4 separate regions of the Mus musculus genome follow, and all the other regions are linked to region 1. The links are chromatin loops, found by intact Hi-C in ENCODE. Cell type or tissue: heart. All regions are shown on one strand. Each heading gives the region's core, and the rest is flanking DNA. Links, peaks and the distances in the headings are about the cores only.

What was found. Hi-C counts contacts between places; a loop is a spot of excess contacts. Peaks named below come from ENCODE experiments on the same cell type or tissue, not always from the same donor. Only the 100,000 strongest peaks of a DNase experiment are listed, where the experiment ranks them.
Region 2: a loop joins it to region 1, with 7 times the contacts of the local background. A loop is called at or near these places in 4 of 42 quality-filtered maps.
Region 3: it touches region 1 in a loop (10-fold over the local background); 15 of 42 quality-filtered maps call a loop at or near these places.
Region 4: a loop joins it to region 1, with 16 times the contacts of the local background. A loop is called at or near these places in 8 of 42 quality-filtered maps.

Annotation. Positions count from the first base shown.
Region 1 is chr1:193,383,494-193,391,305 of GRCm38, forward strand. No RefSeq gene overlaps it. Among named protein-coding and RNA genes, the nearest start is that of Camk1g, 17 kb to the left of the region's middle. In heart, for the core only: a CTCF peak has its summit at 2,823 (motif pointing right); a DNase peak (open chromatin) is centred at 2,838; H3K27ac peaks cover 1,631 bases.
Region 2 is chr1:193,500,148-193,507,959 of GRCm38, forward strand. It overlaps Mir205hg (Mir205 host gene), which reads right to left. Exons shown (of 3, transcript NR_166150.1): 3 at 6,313-6,480. Mir205 (microRNA 205) reads right to left here and starts at 7,383; the gene lies at 7,316-7,383. In heart, for the core only: CTCF peaks have their summits at 3,960 and 4,159; no DNase peak of the experiment used is centred there; H3K27me3 peaks cover 691 bases.
Region 3 is chr1:193,699,560-193,707,371 of GRCm38, forward strand. It overlaps Gm31870 (a long non-coding RNA gene), which reads left to right. Exons shown (of 4, transcript XR_001779912.1): 3 at 3,398-3,443. Among named protein-coding and RNA genes, the nearest start is that of Gm31870, 48 kb to the left of the region's middle. In heart, for the core only: a CTCF peak has its summit at 3,716 (motif pointing left); no DNase peak of the experiment used is centred there; H3K27me3 peaks cover 285 bases.
Region 4 is chr1:194,219,621-194,227,432 of GRCm38, forward strand. It overlaps 4930503O07Rik (RIKEN cDNA 4930503O07 gene), which reads right to left and starts at 3,139. Exons shown (of 3, transcript NR_040477.1): 1 at 2,809-3,139. In heart, for the core only: no CTCF peak of the experiment used is centred there; a DNase peak (open chromatin) is centred at 3,541.

The DNA.
Region 1 (7,812 bases), core at 910-5,909:
AGAGGTTAGATTTGGGGGAGGATGCCCAGTTTGCAGCGTATCCCCAGGTAGAATCCCCAGGGAAGGGAAAGAGAAAAGGGGGGAGGAAAGGGAGAATGAGAAGGCTCCAGGGCCATCATTTACAGGTGACCTGTGTGACCAGGGAGGCAACTCCTTGGGAAAATTCAAGAAATGTTTTGTGCTCTCTACTTATTGTCTGGTAAATTGCTAGGAATATTATACTTTTGTGGAGAAGGTGACCAGACAATACCTGGAGGGGTCTTCAGCCATTGTTAGGGCGTCAGCAAGACTGTCTCATATGAACTGGATCTCCCTTTAAACAATGACCTGAGTGCAGACACCTTCTCTGTGGAACTGTTCATAATTGCAATATTTGGGTTTATCTAGAAGGTAGACCTGCCTCCTTTGAAAAATTAGAAGTAATTTCACAGGAATGGAACTGGGCAGTGGCCAAAATCATGGTGCTCTCTAGTGCCAGAGGCTGGGTTACAACCCTGTCTCTCTCACTCACTGACTCTGTGATCCAAGCAAGCGACATCTGTGCTGTGCCTTGGTTTCCTCACTTATAAAAGGGTCACCAAGACGGCTCAGCAGAGAAAGGTGCTTGCAGTGCAAACTTGGCAATCCCTGAGACCCGTGTAGAGGTAGAAGGAGAGGACTGATCCCCTAAAGTCCTCTGACTGCCACACGTGACCTTTCCTACCATATACTCAATAGCGATCATGAAATTAAAATGGAGCTGTAAATGGCACTTACCATACAAGGTTGTTTTGAAAGTTAAAACAATACTGAGCACTATTATTAGAAAAGAATAAGCAATAGCTGTCACCTGTAAACATCACCATCATCATCATCACCACCACCACCATCATCACCATCAGAAAATCATCATCATCACCTTAATCATCGCCCTCATCATCTTAACCATCATCATCACTACCATGACTCTCACCATGATCACCATCACGACCACCATCACTACCATTATCATCGACATGAGGCTATGAATCTTTGTGAGAAAACAGATATGAAGAAGTGTGGTGAACAGCCTGTGTCCACCACTGTCCACTTCATCCCTCCCATCAGCACTGAGGGCTCCCACCTGGAGGGTGGACAGTATTGTGCTCATCACTGTGGGCAGGGGATTGCGGTTTGGTGTGACTTCTGCTGGAGACATTAAATATCCCCATAGGATTGGTCACAGGATAGCTAGAAGCCGCCACTGTGAGGAGCCCGACATCTGTTGGCTCGGATTCTCTGGTGTCTGTGTGGAGCAGAGTTACACTGCTGAGGTCGAGTCAGAAGTCAAATTTTCTACAAATACCTCACAAGTTTTTGATCCATCTCAAGTTTGAGAGTGAAAGAGACAGACAGATTGGCAGGGAGTCCTCTTGTCTCAGGTGCCCTATTAAGAGACCTGCATGCACGCAGGCCGGTACTGTTTAAAGCCCGGTGTTCTTCTATACTTCTTCCCATTGGTAAAGAGATTCAGTATCAGTTTACTTGGAATATTTGGCAACCATTTCCTGAAATTGAACATACCACCTGGACATCTGATCAGTAACCGTTAAAGGATGAATCATGTAGCCGGGAAAGACAGTTCAGTGAGTAAGAGTGCTCGACGTGCAAATGTGAGTTCCTGATTTCAGATCCCAGCACCAAGGGGAAGAGCTGAACAAGGCCACCTGTGTGCCTCTAACCCTATGCTGGGGGATGGGGTGGCAGAGACAGGAGGATTACAGGGGTTCACTGGCCACTGGCCTAGTTAACAAACAAAAGCTACAAAACCCATACCCAATACCACATCTTCCTCTGGCCTTAGTGTGAGTATGGGTAGGTACACTCATCCTTGCAACACACACACAGATGCACAGGCTCACATACGCATGCACACACACACACACATGCAGATGTGCATGCTCACATGCACACACACATGCATACACACATGCAGATGCGCATGCTCACATACACACAATGCAGATGCGCATGCTCACATACACATGCATACACACACAGAGATGCACATTCTCACATACACATGCATACACACACATGCAGATGTGCATGCTCACACACACATGCACACACACAGAGATGCACATTCTCATATACACACGCATACACACACATGCAGATGCACATGCTCATATACATACATACACACACGCAGATGCACACGCTCACACACATGCATACACACAGAGATGCACATTTTCACATGCACATGCATACACACACGCAGATGCACACGCTCACATATGCATGCATACACACATGCATACATACACACATGCTGATGCACATGTTCACATACACGTGCATACACACACAGATGCGCATGCCCACATTCACACACATGCAGATGCACATGCCCACATGCACATGCATACACACACACAGAGGGAGAAATGTTTCTAGTTGCTGATGTGTCTGAGTCATTGGCTCATTGCATACTAGTTCACTCCTTGCTTTATCATTGGTCTTAACCCCAAGTCTTAACCCCTGTTTCACCAAGGCAGCTTGGAGCTTTGCTCCACACATATCCCTAGGTCTGTGTTTCCCCAGCAGAGACTCAGCAAACAGCTATTAGAAGACAATGAAGCAGCAAAGACACTGGCTGGCCTGGCACGTTGTCTGGGCTCTGCTGGTCCCAGATGGCGCTCTTTACAGTGTCTGTAAAGTCCTAGGAAATCTGAACAGATTGCTACAACAAAGTGGGGCAAAGGGGAGACAAAGGACAAGGCTGAGAGGAAACAAGTTAACTCAAGCCCTTTGCTGGGCAGAGCGGCTTCAGAGACATGACAACCTGTGGTCAGTAGAGGGCAGTGTTGCCTCAGCGACTATTTTAATAACCACTTGGCCAGGCTCCAGCTGGCTCTCCAGAGCTTTGGCAGGATTGCTGGAATGGACAGAGGCCAGCCGGTCTGTCCATTTGAACAAAAGCAATAAAGAAGATAGACACCTGTGTACTTACCGTCTACATCCCATATTTCCTGTATAAAGCTTTGGCTTTTCTGTCTATCCTTCCTGCTGCTGGGGAGCCCACCCACCTTGGTGGCCACAGCAAGCGATGGGATCTTTGTTTAGTAAAGTATCTCTTTCTTTCTGCACTGTTTTGATTTTAGCTTCTGAGAAAGGGTTTAACTAGATAGCCAAGGCTGTCCTGGAACTTGTGACCCTTCAGGGTCTCCCTGGAGTGCTGGGATTGATTGCAGGGTGCCTCACTGTACCTGGCAGCATCTTTCTGGATGCCCATTATATTCTTGCTGTGAAGATGTGTCCTCCAAGCTTCTGCCTCACTGGCCCTTTCCTTCCTGGCCTCTCCATCTCCCATGTACCTCCCTCTCTGCTCTGCCTCCATATCTGCATGAGAGTGGGTGGTCTGGCTTGTGGGACCAGGTACAAAGCAATAAGGAGAGAGAAGATATGTCCTGTAGGAGCTTCCCATCTCAGGGGGACAAACTCACAGTAGCAGCACCCAGAGGAGCAGAATGGAAGAGTCTCTGCCACACTATGACCAGAGGATGAAGGCAGCTTGGCACAAGGCTCTGCTATTCTCCAGGATTTCCTTAGAGCTTTCTAGAAAACATCTCCTGCACATATCCAAACATCCTGCAAGTATTTCCAAGAGCCATTTCTTTGGTTGTCCTATTTGAGGTTCCTCAGCCCCTCCAAGATGTCTCAGTGATGCCAGACATGGTCCTCCACTTGGGAGGCAAACATCTAAGGCTCTGGGACTTGGTGATGAGCTCTGCAAACACTTGGTTTAACCAGATGCAGGGTGCCCCCTTCCAGGAAGGAGGCCATTTTCTACCACTAGGTTTCTAGAAGCCAGCATGTAGATATGGAAGCAGAGAGGACTGCCACTAGCCAGGCTATGTTGGCATTAGGAGATTAATGAGGCTGCTTCGATGAGGAATGTCTCTTCAGCCAACTGCTGGCAATTAGTCAGAGCTGAGCCTGCTGTGTTCCAGTCTGTCAGCTGGGTCCTGGAGAGAAACACCTCAACAATGGGCTGGCTCAGAAGGAAGGGGACCGGAGCTCAACCCTTACCTCAAGGTAGCAGTATGGGTCTGCACTGACCTTGAACTAAGCCTTCTCAGAACTACCAACCTGACACTGTTTGGAGGAACATCAGATGCTGTCTTTCTGACCTCCCTGCCTTTTCTTGGGGCCACAGTAGGGCTTTTAGAAGATCTCTGTGTTCATGGATCACTTTGAGACTTTGCTCCCAGACCTCCCAGAAGATTGACTATTGGCACTGCTAGACCAGGGACCACTTTGAATAGCAAGGATCTTAGTAGGGAGAGAGGAGGGAGGGAGGAAGAGAAAAAGAGGAATAGAGAGAAAGAGAAAAGGTAGACATATTGTATGTTTTATAAGTGTATTTACATATGTGTGTGTATATGAGTATGTGTGTGTATATATATGAGTGAATGTGTATGTATATATGTGTGAGTGTGTATGAGTGTATGTATGAGTATGTGTGTTTGTGTATGAGTGAGTATGTGTGAGTGTGTGTGAATGTGTGTGTGTGTGCTGGTCCTTCTTTCTCTGTAGAATAGGAATTTCCATTCTTCCTTCTCTGTCTATGAAGTGATGATAAGGACAGGATAGTTAGCACTAGTGTGTGTGTGTGTGTGTGTGTGTGTGTGTGTGTGTAGTCAGGGGTGGGGGTGGACATCATAGAACCTGGGCCTGGGACAGCTTCCTGAATCGCAGGCTATCATGAGGATGGTCCAAAGTGTCCTGAGGGGCAGCGCTGGAGAATCCCCATTTCAGGAAGGCCATGGGGCCTGGTGCTTGCAGCGTTCCCTCCCTGCCACTGAGCTGAGCCCTCATTGGCTCCTTCCCATACTTGCTCTCCTCGAAAGCCTGTCCCTGCTTCCAATCCTCCTTCTGTTACTCCTGCACCTGGTGTGACATGTGGTCATGTTTCTCAAAGTGGAAACTGAGACATCCCTAGCACTGTGCAGGTGATTTGGAACAAGGACATTGGGCTTTTTCTGCACATCTGTCTACAGGCAGAGTCCTGGTCCTCAGTCTGGGTTAGACTGCTGCTCTGAGACAGTCAGCCAGGGTCAACGTGCTGTTTAGCATCCAGATGTTTAGAAATGTCCAGACGGAGTATTTAATGTTTGTGGTTGTTTGTCTGTGTGCACGTGGACACCCGTTAGTGAAAACAAACAGATGGATAAAGAAAGCCTGCATGAGTTATTGAGCATATTGTCTTTATCACACACGGACAGACTTTCTTTTGTTCTTTCCTTCTTCCTGTTGGCATTATTGTGATGATATGCTCTGTAGAGTTGACATAAGCCAGCACTGGCCACACTGTCTGCCCACTCTCCTCAGAGGCTCTTCCGTGGAAACAGTAACTCAGCATAGCTTTCTGGAGCCACAACGTCGGTCATGGTGAACAGAGTCCCAGTCCTCCTCACAGGTCCATCCCCACGCCTACCTACTCACCTACCCACCCTCCCCTCTTCTTTTTACCCCTCCTCTTCTCTCCCTCTCTCCCCTCCTGGGGCCACAGCAGATGCACATTCAGGCACAGATGCAGCAGAAAGCATCTTTTCACAACCCATGCACCCTGTACTGTGGTGGCCCCCTGGTCTTCACCTGTTCTGGCTTAGTTCCCTGGGTGAGTCGGGTGGATACCTGGCTGTAAAGTTGCAGCTGTATGGACCCTGTTTTGTGTGCTTTCCCCTGGACCCTCTCTGGATAATCTCACCTTCCTTCCTGGCTTTATATTCCCCTCACTTCCTTCCCAGGGTGGGAGCGGTGCCTCCTGGGCTCTCTAGTAAAGGCCATTCCGACAAGCAGATCTCCTTCTCAGACTGAAGTGTGAGGCTGGGCAAGGGGAGCTTTGCATGCAGAAATTTGTGGGTGTCTTTTCCTAATCTTCTGAAACTCTAAATGAGTTTCAGAGTCTCCCCATGGCCTGAGAGATCAGCCATACTCATATGAAGTGAAGTGGCCTACCTCTTCTCTCAGTAAGTCCTTCCTTGTATCCCACCCCAGATGGCAGTGGATGGTCAGGGAAGCAGGCTGTTGGTTTAGCTCCTTTGCAGCCATTCTCCCTCCTGGTGGGAGACAGCAGCCTTGAGAAGGGAAGGGCTGTGGCTTTTGGAGCTTAATTAAACGTATTTACAAAGTCTAGGCCCAGTTAGCCAGGGAGGGACAATGAGACAGAAGCCAGCACTGTACTGTAAGATTAATAAACCAATTAAATAAAGACTGTGGTGGCTTGGTGGCCCCACGGGGGCAGGAGGCAGCGTTGACAGCTGCTCCTTTCTGATGATTGCCACACATTTCAGAGGCCCAGACAGCCTGGGCTTTCCTCATTCTGGGAAAGAATACCCCAGGCTCTTGTCCTGTCTAATCTCTCACATGGCTAGTGAAGTTGTTTGCTCAGCCTGCGGGTTGGATGTCATGTTTAGTCAACTGGCAAGAAGAGAAAACAAAAGTGATTTCCTCCCCTGTAATCAAAAATAAAAACAAAAACGGCAGAAAAAAAAATCCCCCGTGTGGGCCCATTTGTCTTCTCGAGGTGTAACATTCCCATAACAGTGCAGAGGCAGGGCAGGGAATTATGGGGGCTCAGGAAACTGTTTGTCTGACAGGAGCCTCCCTGGGGTACCCATCTTCTGCAGATCGACAGTTTCCTCTTGTCTCTTGTTTTCCTTTCATCACGGCTAATGCCCGGTTCTGCTTCTCCCAGAATGGAATTCCTTCTTCTTGCTGGCATTGTTGTGATGACATGCTCGGTAGAGTTGATACAAACCAGCACTGGCCACACTCTCTGCCCACTCTCCTTAGAGGCTCTTCCGTGGAAAGAACACCATAGTGTAGCTTTCGGGTAACGTCTGTCACGGTGAGCGTATTCCCTGATGTGCCCACTGTGCTTGCGTGGCTCTTCTTCCTTATTGCCTGGGGCATGGTGAATAGACACTGGCCCTGATGGAACTAAAACCACAGAATAAGCACGTCAGCTCAGAGAGTGGAAGAGAAGCCTGAAACCCCATTCTTTTCAGACCTAAGCGGTACAGTGGGCACACTCCCACGATTCCATGCACGGAGGAACACGGCAGCTGAGAACCTGCGCCTCCAGAAGCATTATTGTGTGATAGGACTTCTTATGGTTTGGACCTCAACTACACCTCAGGAGTTCCTATGTGAAGGCTTAGTCCCTGATGATGCTATTGAGAAGTGATGGAGATTTACAGAGGAAGTAGGTCAGGGGTCATACCCTTGAAGGTTTATTGGAACTCACACCTGTCTTGTTTCCAGGCCACTCTGTCACACACATTCTACCATGCTGTTCTGCCTCCTGGCAAGCCCCAAATAACAGAGCCAAAGTGAACATGGCCTGACACCTGTGATACCGTGGGCCAAATTTACCCCCTCTCTGTGCTGTTTGTTGTGGGCATTTTGTTCTAGTGATGGAAGGGTACCTGGCATATCCTTCCTCACCTCCCCCGGCCAAGCAAACCTGGTGAGCTCAGGGCCACAGGGTTGTGTGCTCTGCCCTGCCTTGGTCTAACAGCTGTCGGATTGCTTCCATATAGATGCTGGTGAGCCCCCAGGGGCCTGGCAACTTCAAGAAGAGGTTCAGGTGGTCTTTCTTTTTCTTTATTTGGAAGACGAGATAAAGAAACAGAGGAGATAGTAATAAAGTCAATCGTGCTCACTCTGGGAACTTGTCAGAGAATCAGTGAGAATGAGATTACACGGAGAGTTCTAGATAAACATAAATGTAGGCAGTTATGAGACGGATGCCTTGCTTCCTGTCTGGCAGAGGAGAGA
Region 2 (7,812 bases), core at 1,748-6,747, 120 kb after region 1:
AGGTATAGGGAAGTTGCTGCCATTGCTGGCACAGGTTTGACTCAGAGCAGGAGCCTGTATCTAATTGCAATAGATAAAGCAACTTGGGTTAAAGCCAGGCCTTCAGGAGGACAAAGGGGAGTGATGTGGGCATCTGAGGTGAGGCCATTAGCAGTTGGATTATAATACAATGTGCTGTAATGGAGCAGTAATGAAATGCAATTGATACAGTTCTGCTATAAAAGGGGCACTGTCTTCATTCAAGCATCCATCCTTCACAGACAGTGTCATGGCATCAGGCACCAGAAAAAGAGCTCTGCTGCAAATGTTCTAGTCTTGCTGCTCTTTGCTCTTCAGGCAAGTGTGTTCTAGCACAGAACTCTTACCAGCCTCAGCTCTCACATGCTATATCAGCTGGACATTTATGCTGCTGGAAGAGACCTGTGGGTGTTATCCTGCTGGCCTCTCTGAAAAGTCTTGGGAACAAATTACAGCTGGGACATGAGCTTCTGCCGTCAGAACCACCAGCCACTGGACACCTTTAAAAAAGATGAATCTTCAGTGAAGCTGATCCTTTGTCGAAGATCCGAAGATTAGCAGTGCTGCTAATCAGGCAGAAGAAACAGATTTACTATAATAGCTTCACAAGGAGTTCACTGACAAACAAAAGAACAAATAAATACATGACTAAAGCAGGAGATTAAATTCCAGGCTTATATACCATTCTAACAAAAGATGCTAGAGTGAAGAGAACAGCAGGACCACCACACAGTACCAACCAACACCCCTCAGGACCAGCACCCCTCAGCATCAGCACCCCTCAGGACCAGCACCCCTCAGCATCAGCACCCCTCAGCACCAACACCACACAACATCAGCACTGCACAGCATCAGCACCACACAGCATCAGCACCACACAGCATCAGCACCCCTCAGTACCAGCACCACACAGCATCAGCACCCCTCAGTACCAGCACCACACAACATCAGCATCCCTCAGCATCAGCACATCTCAGCACCAGCAACACACAGCATCAGCACCCCTCAGCATCAGCACCACACAGCATCAGCATTCCTGAGGATCAGTACCCCTCAGCACCAGCACCACACAGCATCAGCACCCCTCAGTACCAGCACCACACAGCATCAGCACCCCTCAGCACCAGCACCACACAGCATCAGCACCCCTCAGCACCAACACCCCTCAGCATCAGCACCACACAGCATCAACACCCCTCAGCATCAGCAACACACAGCATCAGCACCCCTCAGCACCAACAACACACAGCACCAGCACCCACCAGCACCACACAGCACCAGCACCCCTCAGCACCAGCACCACACAGCATCAGCACCCCTCAGCACCAGCACACCTCAGCATCAGCACCACACAGCATCAGCACCCCTCAGCATCAGCACCCCTCAGCACCAACAACACACAGCATCAGCACCCACCAGCACCATACAGCACCAGCACCCCTTTAGCATCAGCACCACACAGTATCAGTACCCCTCAGCATCAGTGCTCTTCAGCATTAACACCCATCGCATCAGCATCACACTGTATCAGCACCACACATCATCAGCACCATACAGCATCAGCATCACACTGTATCAGCACCACACATCATCAGCACCACACAGCATCAGCACCACACACCACACAGCATCAGCATCCCTCAGCATTAGGACCATGCCTCCCTGATGTTTCAATTGCTATCTTTCACTTTATCATTTCTCTTGATCATTCTAGTTTTCCTATGTGCTCAAAACTTATTTTTAGTAGCCTGTCATCAAAAGTTTATTTTTTAAAAATATTTGTTTCATTTTATTTTATGTATATAAATATTTTGCATAAGTGCCTGCACATGCATGCGTGTGTATGTGTGTGTATGTGCGCGTACGATACCTCCCCTCCCCCTCCCACAACATGTTACATGCTTGATTCTTGTGGAAGTAAAAAGAGGGCACTGCATCCTCAGAAAATGAAATTACAGATAGTTGTGAGCCACCATGTAGGTGCTAGGACCCAAACCTGAATCCTGCAAGAACATTAAGCACTTTTAACTACTGAGCCACCTCTCTGGTCCTGCAGTTTCCCTGTGCTCAGTATTTTCACTTGTCCTCGAGGAAAATCTGAATTAGCAGTCACCCTGGTAAGACAGTTCTTAATTTTTTTATTTGTATAGCACTGGCTTTGAAAAAGAAAAAGACATAATAAATACTCTGAAGCCTTTGTTTCACAGGACACACAGAATGAAGGAGAAGCCTGAAAGGGAAGGCAACAGGAGGAGATGACAAGGATCATGGGAATTATGAATGAGTTACATTGTAATGTTGGTTACATTGTAATGCTGTAATTTAATGTTGGTATCATGAATGTTTTTCTGAGGAGAGTGGCAAACACAGGTGTGCTTCCAAGGACTGAAATTCAGGCCTATTCTACACCAGTGCAGCCTGGTGGCCAACGAGTTTAACTGGGGTTACTTTATAGAAGCATGGGCAACCTATGGGCAGTGAGACCACTTAAGAAAACGATCTCTGTCCTCCCTAACTTCTGTTACCGGTCTGTAAATCCTGGCGGAGGGGTGAGATCCCATGAGCCCCTACTTTAGCAACCATTAAGAACCTATAAATTCTTGATAAAAAGTGCACCCAGCTTTATGTAGTTTCCTTTAGATAATCATCACAGGCTTTGACAGTTCAGAGGATGGTAGGTACATTGAGTTGGGAAAATGGTGTTCCATAGCAGTTGGGTTTCCAGTGAACTGTCTCTGGTTAACTGCTCCATACAGGAGTGGGGAATGGGGTAGGGGAGAGGTACAAGACAAGCTTGTCAAAGGTTTTTGCTTTATACTGAGATAAAAATGGTGGATAGCATTCTTGAGTGCATAGACTCTCCAGATACCTGCTGGCTCTTCTGTGTATGTTAGCCTCTATGTTAGCTTTCCATCATTGAGATAAAAAGCAGGAGAAAGTCCACCTAAAATGGGGAAATGGTCTCACTCTGTTGTTACTGGCTTGAGAGGGTGTGTGTGTGAGTGTGTGTGGGGGGGTAAAGCCACTTACTCCAGAGGAGCTGAGAGATGCAGGGATGGAAGGCAAAGCCTGCCTCCAGGTCTCTCAAATTTTGCTATTAGGCAACACTCTAAAAAGTTCTAGCATTTCCCAGCAGGCCAGCACTGAGGACCAAGTCTCTACACTGGCCTGTGGGGACAATGTAGATCCAAGCCCCAATGCACTGTCTGATTTTCACACCAGCAGAGGGGATGGAGTAATGGTCCCAGTGCCAACTCCAGAACAGAGAGCCAGGCCTGACTTTTAGCTCCACTGTTTACAGGCCGACTTCACGCCAGTCCCTCACCCTCTGTCACCTATAAACCTGAAATGTCAATTGCATCTGCTAATGGCTGGGAGCATTAAATTATGCTATGGACACGAAGCACGAAGCGTCTGGCTCTTCACGGGCCCTTGACATTATTGTCATTATTCCTACTTGACAGATAAGGAAATTGGGTCTCAAAGAGGTTAAGTGGCTGGCCCAGAGTCTGGTGGCTAGATCAAATTGGCACCAGATCTAATCTGACCTCTCTTAACCACTCACATGCTGACTCAGAAGCTTGTGGGTGGCTGCTGGCTACTGCTGGGCACAGCATTACTGAAGCCTACCTCAGTGAGCACCTCTCACCTGGATTCCCTTGGCATGGTCTCCTTCCAGATATTTAGCTTGGAGAGTTCTTTGAACTTGCATCTACTTGCAACACGAGGAGGCAACTGTACCAGTCACCCCATGTATTTGTTCATCTATGGGCTCACTACAGTTGTTCTTAGACACCTGTGTTTCTCAGATATAGTTAAACACAGCAAAAACTGAAGTCACTTTCTGCCACAGGTCATCTTTATTGTTGCTTTGGTGTAGGGTGTGTGTTTACCCCTCCCTGCTGTTTCTCCATGTTAGAGGGTTCACTGCAGTGTAATTCCCCTACTTCCCACCAGGTGTCCCACCCTTCCCTGATATCTGACAATCAACTGGGAAAGGAAGACTTGAAGAGGTGGTAGGAGGTAGGATTGAAGGAAGGGGGAGGGGGTGGGGGAGGTAAAGAGACATCCAGATGCTGCGTCTTATCTGCAGACAAAAGGAAGTGTTTGCCTTGTTCTTCTTTGATGCATAGTCGGATCTCTCCAGAAAGCCTAGAGAAGTCACCTTAATTCAGGGAGCTTCTATTTCTGTTAGGGAATTGGTGTCTGTCTGACCAGTCCCTTTCATCTCTGAGCTGGAGACTGCAATCTACAGTCACAGCATTCTTCTTCAGAGCCCTCATAGCCTCCCCTCCTTTCTGGCGCTCTCCTTCTTCCAGGGTCTGATTTAAAAAAAAAAAAAAAAAAAAAAAAAGACCAGAAGTCCTGGCTTCACCTGCCCTCAATATTCTTTGAGTCAGGAAAGGTCAAAGGCCAGTGTGTGACAGTGGCACTAACTAGTGTTCCTGCAGACATTAACCTAATTTGTCTTCATTTCTTATGTTAGTATGGCAGCAACTCTTCCTCATTCTGAAGCAAGACTGTCATACACTTCTCCCGGGTGTTTTTCCCGCATGCAAGCAGCAAAGTGGGGGATTTGCGCTAGCTGACAAAACTGTAGTGGCTAGAACCTTTACAATTCTAAGAAGTCCTGCACATCCCAGCAGGTGGTGAGCTCTTTCTTACAAGTCATTGGCCCCACCTTCCTTTGTTTTAGAAGATCCTGCACACCTAGGAGAGGCTGGGTCAGGAAAAGGATAGCCTATGGTCTTTCTCTTCAGTATTACCTTTTGTCCTGGGGCTCTCTGGAGCCCCCTCAGCCTCACTGTTGACACTGGATAGTTCCCAAGGCTTAAAGAAACAAGGTGAGCATGGACCTGCAAGCTGGCAGGTTGTTTCTCACTGGGTGATCTGCTGAGGGTAGAGTGTGTTATCTTTATTTACTACCAGCTTCGGCAATGGCAGCATGGGCTGTTTCCCCCTCCCCCCAGCCCCCATTGAAGACCCTGATTCTGTGTCCTGCACCTCATTATGTGCACAGCTTTTAATATCCAGAGAGTTTTTGCTAATATACATTTTCATGTGTACTGGGAACCCAGAGCTCAGACACAATGTATTATTGATAGGATTGTAATTTACTCCTCTTGGGTTGTATCTACAGTGTATACCATTAGCACAAAATATTAAATTACCAATGGTTGTATATATTTGTCTACTCGAATCTGGCTCAATGATATTTGCTTTTCTACTCAATAAAAGACCATGAATACAGAAAGCTGGATAATACTATTTTTGTTGCTGCAGTTGCATGGGAGTTTTGATTACACTATGTATTCAACATTGTGCTGAGCCATGCTTTGCAGCTAGGACAGGACACGTAGAAGACTGGGAGTTTAGATGGGAGGATGGGTGGGCAGTTCTCTCCAGCTCTTGACTCACACTGCTTCCCTGGCAGGCTGCTCTAGTCGAGTGCAAGGGCTTTTGCTTCTACAGGAGGGAATCAGCAATCTGTGCTGCCAGAGGGAGGACAGGGCAGTTCAGATCTCTGCCCGACCTGCAGAGAGCCCCAGGTCACAGCTGAAAATATGAAGCTGGGACTGGAGTGGGATTAAGGTGTGTGATGCAGAACCTTTGGTTATAGTCTCGTGGCCTAGATTACTTTGTAGTTTTTTTCTTCTGCAATCACTACCGGCCACTTTGTTTCTTTTCCCTCCTTGAGCAGAGTTACATAGAAACACAGGTATGTTTCCTTCTCTAGAAAAGAACCCAAGTTGCGGGTTGCCACGTATAAGAATATCACATCATGTCTGCCTGGTGCTTTCTTTGTTCTAGCCTTTGGATTCCTTGCAAAGCTCAAAATAGAGGCATTTACTAGTTAGCTAGCTCGAAACCCAGACTACCATGGTGCTTCAGTCAGATCCACTATGTAATAGTTATGGGTAAACATTTTCTTAATGCCTGTGGGTTGGTCTCCTCATCATTTGTGGGGCTCAGTATACAGAGGTGTGGGCTGAGTTTGACATTCATATTAATAGAAGCAGGAGGGCAAGACATTTATGATAAATGTGTTTTCCTATATTCAGTGTGAGGAACTCATGATTCCCTGGGACAGATGGTCTGGGGAGGTGAAGAGGCCACTGTGGGGCATTCAGAATATAGGGTCTCGGATACCAAAGTGACCTTTATGTTCAGTTCCTAAGAGAAATGGCAGCTATGGGCTCTATTGAGCTTAGCCCAATATGATGCAGGGCATCTTCCAGATCCAGAGGTAGGTTTTGTTTAGTGTCTGGCTTTTTTAAAAAATTAATTAATTAATTAATTTATTTATTTATTTATTTATTTATTTTTGCCAAGTGGCTCCTCAAGCAGACTCCTCCATTGAGGAAGTGTTAATTCCATAAAGTGTTTCTCTGGGCAGGTACTTCATACTAAGTGGACTTCTTTTGGACTTGCGCCTTCAGGCTCAATCCTATGTCTTTTTCTCTAAAGGAGAGATGCGTTGTTTAAGACAAACACAAAAGCAACACAACAGCCAATCAAGTCAACGCCAAATCAATCAAAGCAAACCACGGACCCTGACAGCGAAGTATTTGTCCCTACCCCACCGCAGATTCCTACAAGCCTGAGCACATGTTCTGGTGCAGAGGGACCCAGGAAAAGGCAATTACACTTGGTGAGTGATTAAAGTCGGATCTGGCAGCTTTATGTGTCAAATATGTTTAAATGCATTAACCTTTCCAGAATTTACACTGCCTGCTGAGTTATATCCTGTACGATGTCAGAAAGATCTGAATCTGCCTTCATTTAAATCTTTTTTTTTTACATTTATTTTATTACAATATAAATAGACTTAAATAATCTTAATGGGGATTTCCTCCCCAGTTCTGTAGGTCTTACTGGCACTGTGGAGAGTCTGAGGGCAATAGGGTCCCTGGCTGGTTGCAAATGATGTCCCAGCTACCTGCCTGGAAACCCTAGGGAGAGAGGGAGGCAGGGAGGCAGCAGGACTTCCTTGAGTTTATCTGGGATTTAAGCCTGCAGGGTGCAGGTTTAAGATACTGATAACATAGGGCAGAGAGGCAGGAGGGCGTGTCAGCAGATAGGCAACTTTTAATTTTGCAAGTTACAGAAAAATACACATTTCCGAAGCATTGGTTTTAGGAAGAAAGGCCACACAGCAATCACTGGCAGTGTGCTCTTGCCTGCCACTGCCACCCCTCTGCAAAAGCACACGCTGCAGGTGCTTTTAGTGACTGTATTTTTGCAGAATGCCTCTGTTCAAATGCTGTGCTTCAGTCCACCGCTGGCAGCTCCATGCCTCCTGAGCTTCACTCCACTGAAATCTGGTTGGCATAAGACAGACTCCGGTGGAATGAAGGACAAGAGGACCCATGGATTGTCTGGGGCTGTTTGTCTACTAAGCCTCCTCGTGTAGTGCTGTGTGACCTGAAGGAGACCTTCAGGATCCTGCAACCCCACTCTTACAGGACCTGAATACCTGTATTCATTCATTCAGGACCTGGTGAGGACCTGAATACTCAAACCCTCAAGCATTCATGTTCCCACCTCAGAGTACTCTGGGTGGTATAGCCAATGTTGTGTGTGGGGCTGGACTCTAGGTAGTTTCTTGCCCATGAAGGGCCATCCCAGATAAATCCAAGTGGAGTCTCCATTCTGTATACCTAGTTAGGATGCTGGCTCTCCTCTTCAATGAGTGTTCCATACCAGAGCTAGGTATGTTGGTGATATCTAGAGAAAGCACACTTTCTTTCATTTTGTACCAAAAGGTGGAATACAGGGGAGCAGGTATTCTTC
Region 3 (7,812 bases), core at 947-5,946, 320 kb after region 1:
TTCTGGAGGGCAATGTGCTTTGGGGCCCAAGTTTCCTCAGAGCCAAGCACAGCCCTGGATTTCATCCAAGGCACTGAGTGAGCTCTAGGGTCCCATTTCTAGGCGCTATAGTTCTGGAACCATCATGGGTCAGACACTAATTCACCAACCAGTGTAAAGTAACTGAGTGGGAGGAGCAGGGTGTTGTAATATGGCTATTCTCCCACAGCCCCTCACAGCCCTAATGGAAGGCAGGCAGGTCTGTGGATAGCAGTTCTACTGTGGATTCTATTTTCAACCTAAAGAAATAAGGGCAGCTGGAGGCTCAGGCCAGCCCAAGCCCTCTATCTAGCACAGTGGGACTAGAGCAGGGAGGATGTGTGATCTGCTGCTGCTGTGCCCAGGGCTGAGAGTTCAGAAGCAGTCAGCTCACTGTCCCTGAGCTCTGATGCCAATATGGGTTTGCTCTCTTCTTACTTATCTTCCTGGATTCTGAGTATCAAACTCCTATTCACATAAACTTGGTTTCAGACTCTTTAGAACCACCAGAGTAGTTGCTACAAAGCTGTCTTTTCTTCAGAGCTTGATTAAAGGGGATGCATTTTAGGAACAGTTAGTAGCTGTCTTTGGATCTGTGATCACAAGAATACTTCATGTTCTCTAAAGGGAGTTTAGACTATAGCGGGTCAGACACCAGAAAACACTTTCTGACATTGAAGTTATTAGATGCTCTGATGAATACCATGCAGACGCTTGCCTTTCTCTAAGGACCACATGGCATTACAACATGTTCTTGTGTCCTCAGAGCTGTAAACATCTCCCTACCATCATGAATTGGGGCCAGGGAGGAGGAGCCATGCACAGGACTGCCTACTCTCTACCATATGGTGCCTGATGGGTGCTGGCCATTTATGTGCAGGCTGCAGGGAAGTAGCCATGTTAAAAACATCCCTCTAACAAATCTGATCCGAGAAGATTCCAGTATTGTCCAACCCCATGGCCTCAGTAGAATGTTCCAGAGTGGACACAGCATGAAACCTCTGTTCATCCAAGAATTCCCAGCAGGCATTTTGTCTCTGAAATTGGGTTCCTGCATAGTCATATTGTTTTGACAACCATGTTTCTCAGATTATAGATGAGAAAACCAGAGGAGAAAGTCTTTAACATACATGCTGGGGTATGATGGGGAAATAAGGAAGAGGGAGAGGGGAGGGAGGGAGGGACAGAGAGAGGGAAAGAAGATGAAAACTGCGTCTAAAGTGGAAGAGTCAGTGCCGTGGCTCCCGAGTCACTGACACTGGACAGGTCCTGGCTTCTGGCTGTTTTCACCCTTGCTGTAACTCTCACCTTCAGTTTCCCGAGAGGCTTTCCTGCTTTTAGAATTAGTGCCCTGAAGCCCTTACCCCTTCAGCCCAAGGTCCCACAGGTCACAATGACATGAGATCCAGAGGCAAGGCTGGTTAAGATAGGAAACAGTGAACAGCAGGACACCCCTGCCTAGCCTCCCCAGCCCCCCCTTCCACTATGCATCACAACTGGTCAGCACCATCAGCAGCTCAGTTTCTGATGCACACTGCATCTGAACATGTTCTGTCTGCCCTGTATTCTGCAAAGCTACTTTGCCTTCTTCAGACTCGTGTGAGATCTCCATCTGTGAAACTGTCATCCGTGGTCAGGGCGTATGCGTTTGTACCCGTAGCCTGTGCTCAGTCCTCTTAGAACATGCACCTGCCGTCACCTTTGTGTCCTCAACTCCAGACACACGTCAAGGACAGATCTGAGGTCTGTGCAAAGTTGTAGACTCAGGACTCTGCCCTACCCAGAACAGGGAAGTATATCCTGAAATTGTCCTTGTGGCCACTGGCTCCCAGAGGACAGGTCGGTGATAAGGTGACAGACAAAAGGATGTGTTGACCACAGGGTTGAATAGGACAAGGATAGTGTCTTTCCCCTTTAACCTTGCCCTGCATTCCAACATGTGCACCCCCCACATCAGCCCCTACTCCCCTTTCTTCCTTTCTCCTGCAGCCCATACCCTTTCCTGGTTTTTGGCACTGGCTCACACTTCAGCATCTCATGAACTGTTACATTCAGAGTCCCCTCCCAGTGCTTATGGCCAGGAAGACCCTTTAACTCCATGGCAAAAGAGAAAGAGGAAAAAGAATTAAAGAGGGAGAGGAGAGAAAAGGCTTGAGAAAAGCAATATCCAGTTTCAGCATTTTGTTCCAGGCCACGGGTACAGTTTGTGTGTTCTGTACATGTCTGCTTCCTTGTGGGAGTTTCATAAATTGATGATGATAACAGCGTATTTCTTTTAAGTCCTTAGACATTCAGTCTTTATTGCTTTCTGAAGTCTGCTTGGGGCACAGATGAAATGAGGCTGTGGAGATTTTGCTGTCTGCTCTGCGAGCTTCCTTGCAGAATTTGCACTCACTAGGCACCTTGTGTTCTGAGGTAGTAGGTCATGCTGCCGGAAGCACCTGAGGCTAGCACTGGGAGGTTCAGGACATATGGTTCCAGGGAGACAGACAGAACAGGCTCACCTTAGTGCCAGACACAGGGAACTGGACTAAAGTTCATTTCAGGGGTTTTTGGGGGGGGGGGCATTCACAGTTTCAGAAAATCTCCACTGACACTTAGAATTGTCTTCGAAAATTATACAAAATTAATTTCCTTCCCAGCTCTACAGTTAAGTGTAAGTAACACAAATAGCAGGGTTTTGAATGTAAGAGTCATAACTTTCACCTGATCTGTTTAATTACTGTCACACAATGGATCACCCCAGCCCCACTTGTTAGCTGAGAAGTAGTCCCAACATCAGTGTGCTGATGGACACTTCCTCTCTGAGCTAACGCATGGTGGGCCTTAACGCTGATTTCACGAAATAGAAATGTGTGTATTTTGGAGTTCTCATCAGAAAACAATGAATTCTGCAGTATATCATTACCTGCCTACGGAAGACAGGCACTGAACTCCATCCATGCTGGGTGAAAATCCTTTACTATTAAAAGGAACCAGCTCTTTTCAGCCTGAGTTCTAACACCAGGAGGCAAATGAAAATAATCTCAGACAAGTGGGTTTTCAGTTCATCTCGCCAGCCTCAACCCACCAAATTACTAGCCCAGTCCTCACTCACATCCTCACACACTCCTCTTCCTGGAGGGTGACTTGGGATGTGCTGGTTTTGCACAAAGAGCCAGATAGTCTGATTCTTTTTAGTATGAACAGTCTAGACTCCCACAGGGTGTGCCAATCACAGCAAAGCTGTGCCTGTGATTCAAGCCCAACAGCCTTGGCCTTTCAGCTGTCACAGCGTCAGGTCCCAAGGAGCCTGAACTGGGGGCATGCCTGTCGCTTGTTGAGTACCTTAAAATACTGCCCTGTCTCAGAGGCTCATGTGCGCTGTTTTCATTTACAGGGGATGCAAGGGGGCCGTTAGGACAAGACTCTGCGTGCATGGCTCGGTGAGTTCAAGTCCGATCATGCATGCAAAAAAGCCCCCTCCCAACATGCTGGAGACACTGGGCTTGCATGATTAGCAAAGCCATTATGAATCCTCCGAAAGGCAGGCATTTCAGCCGTGTGCTTGCACACGGCGCAAGCTGGGATTGAAATAGGGAATGAACTGGAGATTTACTGATTTTATTATCAGAATGAACGCACAGAGACAGGGGACTGTTTACTACCATGGTTAATATCTTATTTTGAATTCCCGGTCGCAGTGTGCGCCACCTAGTGGCAGGAGAGCAAATATGCAAGTCCCTTAAGTGTCAGTAAATGGAGATTAGGGTGATTGGCCTTGAGTCCCAGGTAACAAGTGGGCAAGAGTTGGTTAATACACCCTTGCCAGGCCATTGACCTGATCTCAGGCCCTATCTCAACCCACACTGGCAGTGCTCCCGTGAAAATCATGGGCTCAGTGGGCCACACTGACTTTAAGAATAACAGAGACAACCTGGGTAGTGATTTGATAGTTGTAATCAGAATGCTAGATTGTTCTCCCTGCTTCCTTTCTGGCCCTGATTACTAAACACCAGAGAGTGGAGGAGAGAGAAAGATGCCTAGGCTACAAACATCCTGACTCTTTGCTGTTCTTGTCTCCCCAGACTGGAGCTCCTTGGAGAGGGCCACCCTGCTGGTCTCTCCCAGGCCTCAGTCCCCCATAAACTTAGCTGTGGCCTATTACTCTCCCTCTCTTCTCTGCTTGATACTCAATGTTGGCTTCTGAGAAATGTTTTAATGATTACTTGTGACCTAGGAAGGAGTGTTTGGTGCTTGTGCCTGGTTCAGGCACAGAGGAACCTTTGAAAAACTTGGCTACTGGGGGCTACCTGGACAGCTTATGATGGTGCAGGTATGGAACCTCCAGCCTCATCCTCCCATGATCCAGTGGGCTGTGCGTACCTGTCAGGTGACATCTTAGAAAGGCTATGGTAAGCAAGTACATTTTCTGGAGATAGCTCACTGTTTTGCATGGCTACAATGGGTGAGCTCTGAGAACGCAGGATTCTTAGAGACTTTGTCCCAGGATTGCTTCTTGCTGCTGATGTGCCTTTCCTGTCACTATTACATAGCCTAATGATTCCTGGGCATCAGCCCACCATATTAGGCAAATTTCCTTCAGATCAACATGAAGATGAACTTTCACGAATTAGTGCATTTTAGATTAACTAATGACTTTATAACATTCCTGATTTGATTCAAATAATTTTAAGAAAAGAGTTTAAGGAGATGATTTTAGTTGTTTTGCCAAAGAGACTTAATAAAAGTTAGAATCAAGCCAGGCCTGGTGGCACATGCCTTTAAATCCCAGCATTCGGGAGGCAGAGGCAGGCGGATTTCTGAGGTCAAGGCCAGTCTGGTCTACAAAGTGAGTTCCAGGACAGCCAGGGCTATACAGAGAAACCCTGTCTCAGAAAAATAAAAAGTTAGAATCAAGATTAGAATGTGCCCCCTCCTCACAGAATAGAAAGTAAAGGCTGCATAATAAGGAATATAATGAGCTTTCACAATTACACTAAAAGGGGAAATAATAGTCTTGGGACAGATTTGTGATCAAGGAAAAATCATTCATTCTAGGTCAGGTCCAAGGATGAGGCTACAGGTGTGCACTATGAAAAAGCAAGGTCATGTGAAACTGTTGCTTTGAACTTATAATGAGCTTATAGAATGAAACACTGCTTTGAGCTTACTATCCACATCTTTCTGTAACTCCCCTTTTGTGTAACATTTCATCTATAAGGTAAGTTTATAAGGAACTTTTGTCTAAAAAGGTATACGAAGGCTGAAAATAAATAAAGTGTGGCATTCGGAACTCAGCCCTATCCACCAAATGTATATGTCTGTATTTACATACATATCTGTGTAGTTATATGTGTATGTATGTAAGTATGCATGAACATTTGTGGAATTGTTGAGACAGGTGTTGGGCCTGACCCGTGTGTATGTGTGTGTGTGTGTGTGTGTGTGTGTGTGTCTATGTGTGTGCTGAATCCTCCCTTTCTTCCTCTTCTTTTCTCTCTGGCTCACAATGAGTTAATGAACTTCAAGCCTCTCTTCTGGCCCTGGGGCCCTTGAGCTACAGAGAAACTAAGCCTTTTTTCTAATCCCCCTGCTGCTATCAGCTTGAGTCAAATTACCAGAAGTAAGCAGCTTTTAGCCACAGAATAGCAAGAAAGAGTTAAATCTCCAGAGGCCATCAGCTTCTGACCCCCAGAACAGTAAGAGAGAGGTACAAGGCCAGAGATCACCAGCCTTTGGCCTTCATCTGACACTGTGTCTCACCTCAGTACCTGTACTTAAAGGCCAGGGCTGGTCTCTGGGCATTTAACCAGATCTCCATGGAAACCTCAGACACGGTCAGCCTGACTAGGCTACTGAACTGTTGTCCATTTGATAGGTGGATGACTCAGCTGGGCTCTTGGTGCTTGTCTGGAATTCACTGTAGGGTGCTCTTCATTGCACCATTTACACTGCCCTTTGTTATAGAGTGCTTTGTAATTACAAACTTTATAGCTATGCTATAACTCGGAGAAATCACAGAGTGGTTGTAAGCATCTCCCCCTTCATATCTGATTAGTTAGAGGTATGGGCACTCCACGGAGCTGCTTGTGGTATCCCAAGTGGGAAGGATACAAAGCCACAGGGCAGATCTGAAGTGGCGCTCATTCCCTATACAATGGCATGTACACTAACTCTTTGGAATTGATCTCTAGGTTGCAATGGGTTAGTAGCTAGTGTCCAGATAATTAAAAAGCTGATTGGCTTGGGAAACCAAACCAAACCAAACCAAACCAAACCAAAACACCCTGTTGATTTATATCATACATATTATGAGCAAAAGGAACATACCATTGGAAACAACCAAAACAGCCTGATGCAAGTATGGATTTGTTTAAATATTTAAAATCCTCCTAAGCTGTCCTGACAAAGCATAGCTCTTGCTCCAATGGGAGTAAGAGACAGTTTATTCTGAACCAAACACATTGATTGTGATGATGGACCAAGAACACGGGGTCCTGATTTCCAAATGGCTTGCTTTGTGGTGGGAGAGATTGCACAAACTTTATATAATCACAGAACCAGAAGAAGCCTGAAGTTACAAGGTTTACAAGCTCATGGTGAGGGTGCCAGGCAGGCCGGTGACAGCTGGGCAGTCTCTTCTCTAGGCTTCTTGTTGTCTCTAGGCTTGGTGAAAGATAGAGGTCTGCTAAGTCCTACATTCCAAGTGTCTACCTAGTCATCAAAGAGATGGGCAGATACAGAGGCTCGTAGTGGCTGTGAAGGAGACTGAGGACAGCCCAAGGCGACTCCATCTCTCCAGTGTCACACAGCTTTGACAGTAGACAGCATGTCTGCAGATGCGGCAGCTTTAAAGAACTTCAGCTCATAAACTCAGACATTCCAGCTGTGTATTAGCAAATCCAAAGACCCTGGTAAGAACTAGCATTTACTACCTCCAGGTAGAGTTCAAATTCTCATATGACTCTGTCAGATCACAGAGATTATTGTGATCTTTTGATCCTTGGGAAAATGGAGTATCTGGGGGTGGCAGGGTGAGAAAATAGTGATGTAAACAATACAGCCTCCTCTACATGTCTTTTTTCCCTCATCTATCCTCTTTCTCTGTCCCTCCCCCTCTGTTCTCCCCCTATGTACTCCCCTGTACTCTCCCTCTGTCCTCCCCCTCTGTCATCCCCTATTTCTCTTTTCCCAGCCTAACCTCTCTGCATCCCTCTTTGTCCTTACTTCTGTCCTCTCCCCTGCTCCCCCATCCTCCCCCTTCTGTCCTCCCCATCTGTCTTCTCCCAGTCTAACTTCTCTGTCCTCCCCTTCTGTCCTCCCTCTCTGTCCTCCCCTATCTGTCTTTTCCCAGCCTAACCTCTCTGTCCTTCTCTGCCTCCCTCTTTGTCCTCTCCCTCTGTCAACTCCTTGTTCCCTCTGCTCCCCTGCTCTGTCCTCCCCTTTTGTAGTCTCCCCTCTGTCCTCCTCCTTCTATCCTTCATGGCCCATTCTCTTTTCCTCTGTGCTCCCACCCCAATCCCAGCTGTCTCTTCTCACTCTACTCACGGACTTTGCCTCTCACCAATCACTGACGATCAGCACTTTAGAGAACTTTAAAACCACTTCACTCAATTGCTCAATTGTAAGAGAGAGGGCTTTACTGGCCCCCTTTCATTGGCTGTATTAAAATCATGAAAGAAAAGGCAAAGCAAAATCAAAACTGAAACCAAAACTCACACCTACACACACACACACACACACACACACACACACACACACACAAACACACACACACACTATGGAACACTCTGCTTCTGCTTCCATGCTGCC
Region 4 (7,812 bases), core at 1,306-6,305, 840 kb after region 1:
AGAGGCTTAAAGAGAGATGCTATATTTGTAAGTGTTTAGGTTGAGTGTTTTTGTTTTGTTTGTGTTTTGGGAGAGTTAGGTTGAGAAAAAATTCACTATGTAGCTCACATTGATCTCAAACTTGTGATCCTGCCTCAACTGGGATTATTGAGGTATACACATACCTAGGTAACCTAGCTAAGACAGACTTCCTGCTTCTTGTCCAATCTGAATCAAGAAGTGGGATGTTTTGTCAGTCCTGTGCTTGCTTCACTCAAGCTAGCCAAACAGTGGTGATCTTACAGTGGTGAGGAGAAGGAAACCATACACAATTATCCAGCACCACTCCTAATTCTCACAGAGCCCCAAGTTTGGGGGTGAATTAAAAAGAGCATGTTAATGTAAAGCATAGTGACAGACACATGGCAGAAAGTCACTCAACAGTATCTGCTAGCATCTTCTCATCCCTTTGCCAGCGCTGAAGAGTGGGATTTGATCTGAGAGAAGATATGGTGTCACTGTTGGTCAGATGTAGGAGGGTGACTATATATTGAGTGAGCTTTTAAGATTAGTGTCAAATGTTATAAGTTGAGAGAAGTGAAAACAACCTTCACCCTGGAGGTTGTGAAAATATTTTCTTCAAGTGGCTATAAAGACAGTGTATGTCTACAGACTCTCATGGGATTTTGCAGTTCTGGATAAAAGAGAAATCCCCTGGGCAGTGAAACAGGTGAATCCAAGCCACCTACTGTAAAAATCTCTAGGTAAAGCTGTGGCTACCTAAAATTGAATATACAGAGTCGCTGCTGCCTCCTTCCCCAGAAATCTCTTCCTTCTCTTTGCACCTTCATCAACCCAGGCAAATTTGTGGGGTTTCTCTTCTGGATGAGGTAACATGAGATCCTACACTGGGGCCATTACTTACACGATCAGAAACCTTGCCTTCTCATTTGTAAAACAGACACATTCAAATCCAGCTCCTATTAGGTCTCTGTTCAAACCAAGCTTTCAGCTTTCTGAAGAAATCCAGCCATGAACAACAATTATTCCCGTATGTACAAGCTAATCAGAGGATCTTAGAATTTTTAAACCCATTTGTGCATTTTTGGGTTTTATAGGGTTAATTCTACAAAGGGCTAGAATAAAAAGGGAAAAATAAAAATAGAATGCATGTGAATTATGGGAATTATTTTCATATATTTGAAATAGTTAAAAGAGGTGAACTCAACTCAGATTTTGCATTTTGACACCTGGGAAATTCTCTTAAGTCCCTCAGAGGACTCTCGTCCATCTTGGTGAGAAAGAACAAAGGGACAGGTACAAGTTTGCTTGACAGCAATGGTGGTCATTCACACCTAGCTCTAGATCGTGAGCAGGGTCCCCATCACTGAGAAGAGTAGATAACCCAAATTTGTGTTCCCTGAAAGTCTGTAAAGCAAACACAAGCCTAGTAGAGGGAAAATGATCCCACTCTAGACTCCATTTATAGCCACTTCCAACCTTACTCTTCTCTAAGTAACTTTCCTTATGTGTGTCTCCATATTTCTCTCTCCTCTGTCAGTCATAGATAAAACACTAATGCAGACATAACCCTAGCACAGGAACCCCCTGAGGCTGTAATAATCTCTTTCCCACCTAGCGTCCAGTCTTAGAGGTCAAGTCCTTATAGGGAACTTCTCGATAGTTGCACAAGAAGCTTTGGTCTTCTCAACTCTTGGTTTGAGACAGGACTTGAGGAGACTTTTTTACCTGCCTTTTTTGTTGTTGTTTTTAAGAAAAGTAATAATTTATAAAAGGTCACAAAACGTATATAGTCCCACTTGTGAGTTCCCAAAAGAAATTACACAATGTTTCCAGAGAGTCTGGCTTTAGGAAAGTTTTAGAAACAGGCACTGTTCACTGCTGTTCAGAGAATATGGTAAGTTACATCTATTTTCTTAGTTTCTATTTCTTATTTCTGACTTGGATGAAAATGATAGTAACTCTTTCCAAGACCTCTTTAATACAAAGCTTATGGTTAGAACCAAGCTCATTAAACAAATCTTTGTCCAGTGCTGTTCATATTGCCACCCCACATATTTTCAGTTTCTGAAAAACTTAACAAAGAAAATGGAAAATCTATTCTTATTTCACTTTCCTCTTGCTAATTAAGAGGTATTGTTCATTATTATCATTATTTTTAATAGAATACTAGATAGGACTGGAGAGATGACTCAGAGTTCTTGCTCCTTTTGCAAAGAGTCTGTGTTAATTTCCCAGGACCCACATTTGGCAGCTCATACTGCCTGTAATTCTGGCCACAGACGTGCAGTGACTGTCTCCATGAGCACATGTATGTATGTGTCTACACATATACATATACATCATAAACATATGCATATATATATATACATCACATACATATATACAACATACATATACATCATATACATATGCATATACATATACATCATATACATATACACATACACATACACATATACATCATATGCATATACATCATATACATATACATATACGTCATATACATATGCATATACATCTATATCCAGCATACACATTTACATAGCTAAATCTTAAAAGTATGACATACTAAACACAAGTTTTCCAGGAGTTTATCTAGATCATTTCCTCCCACTAATCAATGTTAGAAAAGTGGCAGTTATATTTACTGAGTTAAAACCAAATAGGGAACCTTAAGTTAGAGAAGGAAATAGGTTGAACAGACTTGGCTTCCACCTAGAAATTCTAACAGATCAGGTCCAAAGGCTTTCTAGGATGACAGGACTCTTAGATATAAGACACATGCATATGTTAGGCACAGCATACCCTCCTTGCTGTTCTCGGTGCTTCTCTTAGGTCACAGATGGACTTTTATCACAGTTGTTCTCTCTGCGAAAAATGCCACCTTAGGGTTCCTGCACTTGAGAGTGCAGGAAGTGCAACTGAAGATCAAGTGAAATAGAACAAATAAATGGACTGACTGGAAGGTCCTAACAAAAGCCCTCACAGGTAGTTCTCATCCTGTGTATCTGATGACTCCATGTACCTCTGTGATGCAGATCCTATGAGCATACAGGATGTGACTGCCCAAGATGCCATAGTTGATATGGGAATCTCCCTGAGGGTAGACTGAGGGTAGCTCCTTACATGGCCGGCTGAAGCACTGCTGGAGTGCTAAAGAGAGGTTACTGGCTGAGGAATTAGACACTTACATTGTTGTGTAATAATTGGTGGCATTCATTTTTCATCACGCTGCTCTCCTTTTGAGGAATTCAGATAAACAAGTTAGTTGCCTTTTTCCAGATGCCTCATGGGGTACCAGTGCATCTCTGAGCCCTACAGCGGAACGAAGAAAATGTCAATGTACCAATAAGCAAGAAAGGGTGGTGTCCCTCGTTTTTATGTGTATTTCAGAGTACTTCTGATCCTTGAATAGGGCTTCTGTCGCCGTGGAGATGGGACTCCAGGTTTCTTCCACATTAACTACATGCCCTTTGAGAAGCTTCCTCTGTAAGAATCCAGATGTTCTGTGGCAGCAGAAGTTTTTCAAGGGACGTGCCATCTAGCGGCCGCCATTGTGAAGTGCAGCCTGCCGCTCAGCTGGCCCGTTGCTAAGGGCAGCAGCTGCAGCAGTTCATCTCCCTGTCTGAGGCAGAGAATCATGGGATGTTTACACTGAGAGCGACCTCCAGAGATTTCCTGTCAAGACATCTGCCTCCAACCAGCACGAACAATATGTCTTATGCTTATAGTGTTGTAAAAAAACAGTTACAAATAGTACCACATTTTAATTCTCACACCAGCCCCATGAAAGTTGATGTAATCATTATTTCCGTTTTAAAGATGAAGCTATGATCACTCATAACTTAAGTTTCTTGAGCACAAATCACAATATCTCCCCTTCAAGTCAACCATTTGCTGACCTCAGGAAAATATGTGGGCATTTAGAGACTTAAAAGAGACGTATCTAGTCCATCCTACATCTGAGTTTTTGCTGGAAAATCAGGCCAGTGTTTGGAGCTGAATTTACATAAATAGCTTTGAGTTATGAGCAAGTTTATTCTACCTGAAAATTTATCTCCAAAATTCTCTGTCAATGGACAAATCAAAGGGTCTGTGTGAAGGTCTCAGAAAGAATTGCCATGAGCCAACTATGGAGAGGAGGGGCTGAGTCCAGCAGCTGGGTTGATGAGGCACCTGGGAATACAGGAGAGGAGAGGGTATCAGAACAGGACTTGTAAGAAGAAATTAAGCCAGATATAACGGCGATGTGAAGTCACTGGGCACATCTAAAGTTCCTGCTTTAAATATTCAGCAGTCTTTGGGGAAGGAAATGAATTAGCCAATAGGGCCATCAGACAGCTGAATGAAAAGAGTGTTTGAAAGTAGGGGAGGGGGGGATCCACTATTTACTTACTCAGCAACCATTAGAGACTCTAGTTTCTCACAGAGGTTGAAAGCTCTGTGTCTGAAATCCTCTGACCTACTCTTGTGAGCATACATTTAAGCATGTTTGTGTGTGTCCATGGGGAGGGTGTGTGATCCACATGTCTATGCATATGTGTGGAGGCCAAGGTCAACGCCCTGTGTCTTTAAAGCTCAGGGGCTGTTCACCTTGTATTTTGAGGAATGGTTTTTTCACAGAATCTGGAGCTCATTGATTTGGCTAGCCTGGTTGCCTAGCAAGTATCAGGAATGTCCTTGTCTTTGCCAACCCAGCCCTAGGATTATAGGCCTGCACAGTCAGGGTAAGGTCTAAGTGTTTAGTGACTGAGCCACCTCCCCCCTACCCCCACAATCATGAAACATACTCCAATCTACCTATCATCTACTTCATTTCATCCTCTCAGGTAGATGCTGGAGGACAGTGCTCTCAGCAACCTGTATCATCCCAGGGTAATCTTAGGCTGAGTTGCAATCCTGTGGGATTGAGTTTAGAAAGGGAGATATTGCCATTGGAGGCCTGGACTTGTAGGCTGCAATAGCAATTGGGGATGTTTTTTTTTCAGATATTTGCTTGATAAATAAAAAATATGTATTTATAAAGGAAAAAGCTATATCCATATTTAGGGGGGCTGTAAAAATTGGTTTCTTTGATTGAAGACAGACAGGAATAGGAGTCTTTCTACACAGACATCCTCTCTACTGAGTTCTCTGAAATCATATTCAGAGCTTTTATACATGGAGGTTGGAAAGAGATTTCCCTTCCTCCAATATAGGCTGCCTCTGGTGCCAGATGAGTCCTAGATAGGAAATCAAGCAGGATGTAAGCTCTGTGGTACTGCCTCTAAGAATTGGGAGGGGGTCAGAGAAAGAGGGGACTAGACTGCTCCTGGTGCTGCACTGAGGGATGAGCCGAACAGGTCACATGTGCTGCATCTTCTCAAGCTCATGCCTATGCCTCAGCCTGCTCTTTACCCAAGGAAGACAACAGAGAAGCATTTCTGGGCTCATTCCTACCCCAGATCCCTATCAGGCAATATGTTGAGTTCTTTCCTCATGAATGAATTGCAGTCTGTTTCAGTTCACAAAGATACCCCCTTTTCTACTCAGAATTTAGGAAGTCTGGTAACCTCCACTGTGGGGGAACACACTGTTCCCCAGTCTGTTCTTGAGGGAAATGAAAAGCCAGAAGATTTTCATCTTATGCTGGTCTCCCTCCTCTTGATCTTCGACACTCAGAGGAACCAGGGAGCTCCTTCCCCTGTCAGTCTTCACACAGCACGTTGAGAAGATGTGTTCAGAGCCAGCCAAGATGATAGCACTGTGTTGGTGCTAGACCCCAGATCTGGAGACCCCACACTCATGTGTGCAAGTTGTAGAAGCATGTATGCCTCTATGAACATGGGCAGCAAGATCTCATGTTCATTCACAAACCTTGTTAAAGGGTTGGTTATGAACCAGACATTCTGGGTAAATATTTTTGTGCTTGGGGGACTTTCATGATAGTTCCCAAAAGCTGTTCTTCAATACATCTTATAAAACTTGCAAGACCCCCCCCCCCCCAAGCATGCTGGCGTCTGAACTTACTATTTTTACAGAGACAAATGTGTTTATCTTTCTCCCCATATCACAAAGCACTTCTCTTCAGCTTTAAATCAAACATCTGGCCCACCCTGTCCATAATGCCTTTCCTGATGTTCTCTGCCAAATATTCATGCCAACATATCGACTTTATTTCCAATGCTGCCAGCTTGGTGTTGTGGGAAGAAAATAAATCTAATATGAACCTGTGCACAAATTCATTCTTCACTACTCACTAGATTATTAACCTTGCTTAAGGCCTTTTATTCCAGTTTCCTCACAAGATAAAAGGAATAATGAGGGCATGATGAGACGACCACAAGCCCCCACTTACAGGAGGGGGGGTATGCTGTGTCTTTGGCTGTGTGCCTTTATGCAAATGAGACATAGAGATCCTATGAGCTGGGCAGCAATGGTCCAGAGAAAAATCTCTCTGAAGTCTGGAGTTGTAAGAATAATGAAGTCAAAGGAGGAGGAAGAGTAGAATGGGGGATGGGAGGCAAGGTGAAAAGAGGAAGGAATGGGAGAAAAAGAGGGGGGAGAAACTGCAGTTGGGATGTAAAATTAATTAATTATTAATAAAACACTGCCACCACCACCAACAACAAAAGAATATAGTCTCTGCTCAGCTTTAAACTATGTTGTCTGTTCTGAATGGGAAGATGGGCACATGAGGTAGACAAGGAAAAACAGGAAAAAAAACAAAAGAAAACAAAACAAAAAACCAGTTTGATATGGAGGCCTGTCAGTTTAGACTTAGTACAGAAACAGAAATTCCCATTCCAGCCAGAACTTTCTTAGCAGCCCTGGGAAGTGGAGGCCTGAGAGAAAACTTGTGTGACCATTTAATTCATTACACTGCCCTGAGTCGGGGTGACTCTGGAGACAGCTGATGGCTCCTGAGTATCTGCCAGTAAGAATTTGGCATCAACTTGGGAATCTCTAATGCAAAAGTTCAAGAAACGACTAGAAACTTGTGTAGACATCTTCTTTCCTCAATGAAAATCACATGGTAGGAAACCTGCAGCCCGTCCCTGAGAAGACACTCCTCTAGTGAGAGTCTAGTATGTTCTGGAGGCTATCTTCCTACATACAGGGTCTGAGCAGAGAGTTCTTTCCAGGAAGCTGCCACACAAAGCAGCTTCTGGCTCCTAACAAAGCTGCCCTGTTGGAATGGAAGGCTGGATGCAGACTTCTCTTCCACCAAGGAAAGAAAAATGATATGGGAACAGCTTGGATGGGACGATATTTCAGGCATGGCTAGCTGTTAAAAATGAGCTAATTCAGAAGAGGCACATTTAAATAAATATAATGCAAAGGCACAATGGCACAAGATAATAGTTCTGAACGGGGAATTCTAATGACTGCAAGCGCCTCTCACAGGGCAATTAATACACATGGCCAGGCTGCAGCAGTGCTAGGCAGAGGAAGGGGAGAAGCAGGTCGCAGCAGAAAGGGGGAGGGGGAACCAGAGCAGCTGACAGAAATAGGATTTGATTTCCTTTGCAGAAAGGAGTAATGCTTACAAATATAATAAAAGAGAAAAATAAGTGTGTCAGGTTTTTATAATTCAACTTGTAAAATTCAGAATGATTAGTTTTTGAAGAGGGCAATTAGTCCTCTTTTGCATATTCATGAGGATTTAATGAAATGGGGTTGAGTTTTCACCATTCTTTACTGGTTACCTCCTTTTACAACTCTCCCCCCACCACACAAACTAAAAACATATCTGATACCCATCAAAGGAAGCCTCCTTCCACTCAATTCACGGAACAGTTTTTCTGCTGATTGCTACCAAGAGATGCC